Linked DNA regions of Homo sapiens: region 1 is linked to region 2. The links are chromatin loops, found by intact Hi-C in ENCODE. Cell type or tissue: adrenal gland. All regions are shown on one strand. Links, peaks and the distances in the headings refer to the core of each region. The heading gives the core; the rest is flanking DNA. Region 1 overlaps KIAA2012. Region 2 has its middle 66 kb from the start of FZD7.

The links. A loop is a pair of places that touch in the nucleus more often than their neighbours do. Peaks named below come from ENCODE experiments on the same cell type or tissue, not always from the same donor. Only the 100,000 strongest peaks of a DNase experiment are listed, where the experiment ranks them.
Region 1: it touches region 2 in a loop (4-fold over the local background); 11 of 110 quality-filtered maps call a loop at or near these places.

Annotation. Positions count from the first base shown.
Region 1 is chr2:202,169,757-202,172,659 of GRCh38, forward strand. All of the region lies in intron 15 of KIAA2012, which reads left to right. Among named protein-coding and RNA genes, the nearest start is that of KIAA2012-AS1, 54 kb to the left of the region's middle. RefSeq lists an enhancer at 1,144-1,962. In adrenal gland, for the core only: no CTCF peak of the experiment used is centred there; a DNase peak (open chromatin) is centred at 1,735; H3K4me3 peaks cover 361 bases; H3K27me3 peaks cover 343 bases.
Region 2 is chr2:201,966,121-201,969,023 of GRCh38, forward strand. No RefSeq gene overlaps it. Among named protein-coding and RNA genes, the nearest start is that of FZD7, 66 kb to the right of the region's middle. In adrenal gland, for the core only: no CTCF peak of the experiment used is centred there; no DNase peak of the experiment used is centred there.

The DNA.
Region 1 (2,903 bases), core at 215-2,714, 200 kb after region 2:
GATGTCTGGGAAACACTGAAATCTATTCATCGAGGAAACTGGGTTTCAGATTCAAAAGACATGGATTCCTTTACCAGCTGTGCCTTTGATTAAGTCTGTAGTTTAGGGAAGGGCGGATTGCTTCTCTGGGCCTTGGTCTCCTTTCCCATAAACCAAGGAGGTCGGGATGGATCATCTCTAGGGCCCCATCCCATTCTCATGCTCTGGCCGTCTATGAGTCGCTCAGGCTTGCACAGTGGTAGGCTGTAGATCCAGGACTGGGGCGGGGCCTCCTTCCCAAGCTCATCCCCCACCCCCACTTCCGGGGAAGGCTGGTCTGCCACCTTCACTGTGTCCTACATAAATCTCTTCTACCACCCAGCCTCCCTCAGGTGACAGCCTGGGAGGAGGCCATCCCTGTGCCATTTGTGAGCCCTGGCTCAGTGCAGCAACAAGTGAGTGAGAGCTCAATGGGTCAAGATGGGAGCACTGCTTTGCCACGGTTCTCTGGCATGGCATGAGGACTCCATAAACCTCTGGGCCTCTGGAGGCTTCCACTTCCTGATCTGAAAATAACAAAATTGACCTTCCAATCTCTGTTTCTCACTTTCTGTGATTCAATGACATTGGAACTGTTTCTGTTAAGGGGAAAAGCAGAATCCACGGTGCTACCACTGAGATAGCTCCATGGTTCAGCCTCCAGGTTCAGGCCGTCTTAAGTCTTTAACCACCGACTGCATGAATGGAAGCTTCCATTATTCACTCAGCATACACTTGCTGATCCCTACTAAGTTTCATAGCCTTCATGGTTGGATAAAACACACTCCTTACTGCAGCTCCCGCTTTGGTGGAGGAAACAGATATGTGTGCAGACAGCTCCAGTGAGTGGAGTGTGATCAGTGCTCTAAGAGAATACAGGAAGGACAACTGATCCAGACCGGGGCAGAAATCTGATCCAGATAGAGAGAAATCAGGTAGGGCTTCCTGTAGGAGGTAATGGCTGACATGAAGGAAGGCATTTACGAACCTAGACTGCGTTCACCCATTTGTGATGAAGACATCAAGAGAAGGCAGCAGTTCACACTCCCTGTGTGCCAGGCACCAGGCTATGCATTTTCTGTAAAGTGCCTCATTTAACTTTTATACTAATCCTGTAAAGAAGCAGGCCTTGGTATCCCTATTTGTCAGATGAGACAATTGAGGCACAGAGTGGTTAAGTACCACATCCTTGCTCGCAGAGCTGGGCAACAGTGAGGCTGACCTCCCCAGGCTGTCTGCATAGATTAATGCTGGATGTTAACAGCTATCAAAAAGAGGGTTCGCCCCCCACGGGAGAAAACAGCAAGGTCCGGGGAAATAGAGATTTAAAGAAATACTACACACACACACACACACACACACACACAGACATATACACACACACATTCATACATAGACACACACACAGACACATATACACAGACACACATGCACACACACACACACACACCCCAACTAGAGAAATATGAATGAAAAGATTCTTCAAGCAGTTTTTTTAAAGGGAATAAAAAGGTGTGGCCAATCGGGGAGGGAGGCCAAAGTGGTCCAGCAGTGCGGCATCTGCGCCTCCGCGGCGGCAGGGGCCCCGCAGCAGGCGCGCTGGGAGCAGCTTCTCTCGGGGCCTGCCGCGTTTATGGCTTCAATAGCGCCGCTCCGGGTCCCCGCGGCGTCGGAGAGGCTTCTGCCTAGCGCCTCTCTGCTGCGCGAGGTCGTCCCGGCCTTACAAAAGGAGCTCCTCGCTGGTGAGCTCAAGACCCCAGGCGGGCTCTCCCCGAAGGGTCACTTCTCCGAGTGTGTCGCCTCCTTTAGTCTTTTCTTTTCCTCTCTGTGGTGGCTTGTGATGTCTCTAACGCTGGGGCCTCCTATGGACTCCATCCCGAGATGGAGACTGGCAGAGCTAGAAGGTCTAAACATCTGAAAAGCAGGCACGCATAGTCCCTGGGGAGAAGGCAGGGAGGCAGGCAAACCCCTGGAGTGCCACCCAAACAATTGGACTTTTTAATTGATACTGTTTTATTTTGGCCAATTTTCCACTTAGGGGTGGAGAAAAGGGAAGTAATTTTTGGCATTTACTTTTTTTTTTTTTTTTTTTGGAGACAGAGTCTTACTCTGTTGCCCAGGCTTGAGTGCAGTGGCGTGATGGCTCACTGCAACCTCCGCCTCCCAGGTTCAAGCAAGTCAGCCGCCTCAACCTCTCGAGTAGCTGGGATTGCAGGCGCCTGCCACCACGCCCTGCTAATTTTTGTATTTTTAGTAGAGACGGGTTTTCGCCAGGCTGTTTGCGGGCTTACGCCCGCGTCGGCCTCCCAAACTGTTGGGATTACAGGCGTGAGCCACCGCGCCTGGCCATTTTTGGCATTTACTATGAAGCAAGACGTAATGCTAGGTGCTTTATGTACTTTGAGCTTATTTTATCCTCACTATAACCTTATGAGGCAAAGTGCATTGTTTCTATTCCACAGATGAGGAAAATGAGGCTCAAAGAGGTTAGGTAACTTGCCCAAGGGGCACACAGCCAGTAAGTGGAGAAGCTGAGAGATGAACCCAGGTTTCTATGACTCCATGCTCCTTGAATCTTTGAGTTGTGATGCCATCCCTGTGTTTCTGAGAGGAAATAGTAAAAAGTCAGGGAAACATCACGAAATTATGGCAGTATGTTTTTTAAGCCAGCATGAATCTTGGAGGTGATCTAGAAGTTCTTTTATATTATGGATGAAGAAACCTGAGGCCTACAAGTCAAGAGAATCGTGCATGACAACTAATTATTAAAACCAGGGTAACTGGAGTCTGCCCAGTGTTAGTGGTTATCTAGTTCAGTTCAGTTCCGTTCAGGTCAGTTTCGTTTTGAAGACTTTTCCTTGGGCAGTTTCCAGCTTCAGGAATAA
Region 2 (2,903 bases), core at 171-2,670:
GTGCCTGTAATCCGACACTGTGGGAGGCCAAGGTGAGTGGATCACCTGAGGTCAGGAGTTTGAGATCAGCCTGGCTAACATGGTGAAACTCCATCTCTACTAAAAAATACAAAAATTAGTCGAATGTGGTGGCACGTGCCCGTAGCCCCAGCTACTCAGGAGGCTAAGGCAGGAGAATTGCTTGAACCCAGGAGGCGAAGGTTGCAGTGAGCCAAGATCACACCACTGCACTCCAGCCTGGATGATGGAACGAGACTCCACCTCAAAAAAATAAAACAAAACAAAATAAAAATAAAGTGTACACATCTTCAGTAGATAAGTTGATGAATTTTTGAAGATGCATTCACACATGTACCCACCATCCAGATCAAGCTATAGATTTCCAGCAGCCCAAGAGGTCCTTCATGCCCTTTCCAAGTTGATACCAAGCAAGCTACTACCCTTCTGACTTCTGTCACCATAGATTCATTTTACCTATTCTAGGAGTGCAGATAAATGGAATCACACAGGACCTACCCTTTCATGTCTAGCTTCTTCTCCACATTCTACCTGTGGTGCTGCCTCACATTGCTGAACGGAGGAGTAGTTCAGGCTTTTTCATTGCCTAGTTGTATTCCATTGCATGAAAATCCTTACTTTGCTTTGGTCCTTTGTGGCATGAGTGAGAGAAAGCAAGAGAGAGCTGCGTGGACTTGGTGCTTCTGCTGGGCAGCCCGGTAGCGGAGGCCAGCATGCAGCCATGGGGAGGAGGAAACGAAAGCAGAAAATGGACTGCAGAGCTCTCAGGAAGGAAGGCTGGAGCCAGCCCTGCTGTCTTGGGCCATGTGTCCTAGGCGCTCCTGCTGAGTAGGGAAGGAAGATTTCAGACCAACCTCCCTCCCCACCCCCAACAACAGCCGACTGTTCCTAGACCGTCGCCCCCTCCCCAAAAGCTCGTTCTCCAAGGACAAAGAGAAACTCAGAGATCTCAACTGCTCCACAAGCCAGTGTGAGGAGAGGCCCTTTATTTCCCGGGGCCTCTGGCTGACTAGCCAAACCAGTCGAGCATGACAACCGTCTGCCCATTAATGCGAGTGCCAGCCCCAAGCATCTGTTTCTTTCTCTCCTGTTTCCCGTGGGTGGTGGGTGGGGGCTCTCTCCAGCTCCTCTGCACTTTTTCCTCCTAATCACAATCATTTGTCTTAACAGGGCTGCAAACCACTGTGGCTAAAAAACCCAAGCAGCGCCCGCACAAAGCCAACAGGCACCGGCCTTGCCCACATCCCCTGGCTAGCCTAAAGTGAAATTGAAGCAGCCCACTCTGCCATTATCCTCTTTCCTGCTTGTTTCGCAGGGCCTACGGCTACTTTTAGATGGCCACACTGCCTGGTGTGGCCTCCAAATATCTGACCACCCCTCCTCCGGTTTCCAAAGGCAAATGCCAGGACCCCATTGACACAAACCCAGTGCCTTAACAATCTGAAGACCAAAGAACCAGCCTTCACAAGGGGGCCTGGAGGTGCTGTTTAGGCCAGGAGAAAGACTTCGCTCCGGGGGTGGGCTTTCTGAGTGAGTTCCAGTCTTAATGAAAACCCAAGAGGAGCTTTGGGAAAATGTGAAAGGGGCTAACTGCGGAGGCGGGGGAGCCACCCACGGCCACCCAAGACCACTCACTCTACCTGCCCTTTCCCACCCCAGCTAAGGGTCCTAGACGGCCACCCTCCACCCAAACCCCCACCCAACACCAGGTTATCAGTCTGGCACCCTTGTCCCTGCTGCAGGCTGTGTCTACCCCAGGGCCCAGCCTCTAAGCCTCTCTCCTTTGATTCTCCCCGCAGCACCTTCTCTTAACCCCCACTGCTGTTATAGGCTGAATTGTCCCCACCCAACCCCCACCCATATGTTGGAGCCCTAACCCCCAGTACCTCCGAGTGTGACCGCATTTGGAGACAGGGCCTTTAAAGTGGTAATGAAGCTAAAATGAAGCTGGTGGACCCTCAGCCAATACAACTGGTGTCCTTATAAGAAGTGGGAGAGACACCAGGGATGTGTGCACACCAGAACAGGCCGGGCAAAGACACACGGGGAAGACGGTCCTCTGTAGGCAAGGTCAGAGGCCTCAATAGAAACCGGCCCTGACAACACCTTGATCTTGGACTTTGAGCTTCCAGAACTGTGAGGGAATACATTGCTGTTGTTTCAGCCACCTAGTCTGTGATATTTTGTTCTAACAGCCTGAGCAGGTAATACAACTGCCTGTACTTTCTTTTGAGAATGGCCCAGACCTTGGTCACTGCTCCAGCAGACCCTGCCGGCTGACTGCCACCCAGGGGGAGAATGCGGAGGGATGGAAAGGGAGCCCACACTGTTCCCAACCCAGGCCCCACCCACCCTACTGTCCCGAGCCACCTTCCACCAGGACGTCTGTGGGGCACCCTGTCCCCTGGTCCCTCCCAGCTCGGTGGCAGGGTCTCCTCTGGCTTCACCTGATGGAAGGTGACTCCCAGTCTCCTTCTAGCCAACAGGACCACGGATGCATTAGGCCCCCTCAGAAGCAAGCAGTGCATGGGGATCCATGCTGAGATGAACAGTCCCCGGTGCAGAGCAGACGGTGTCAATCTCTGGAACGGAATGGGAAGAAGAGACTGCCAGCAGGGTGTCTCCAGGCACAGGGAGGCCTCTGGAAGGACAGAGGTAGGAAAGGTGACTGTGGGCCCGTGGGGTGGCTCTGAGCAGCAGCAGGCTTCAGACCCGTGCATGCGACCCTCTTTTCTGCCTCCTTGGCCACCTCAGGCTTCCTCCTTCCCCTTCCCCGAGGCATCAGCCAGAGAGGCCCTGGGACTCAGTGACCTTTAACTCAAGGCAGCCAGGCCAGGAGCCAGCGTTCTATCCCTCCTGGGATCCAACAGCAACATGGACAATCA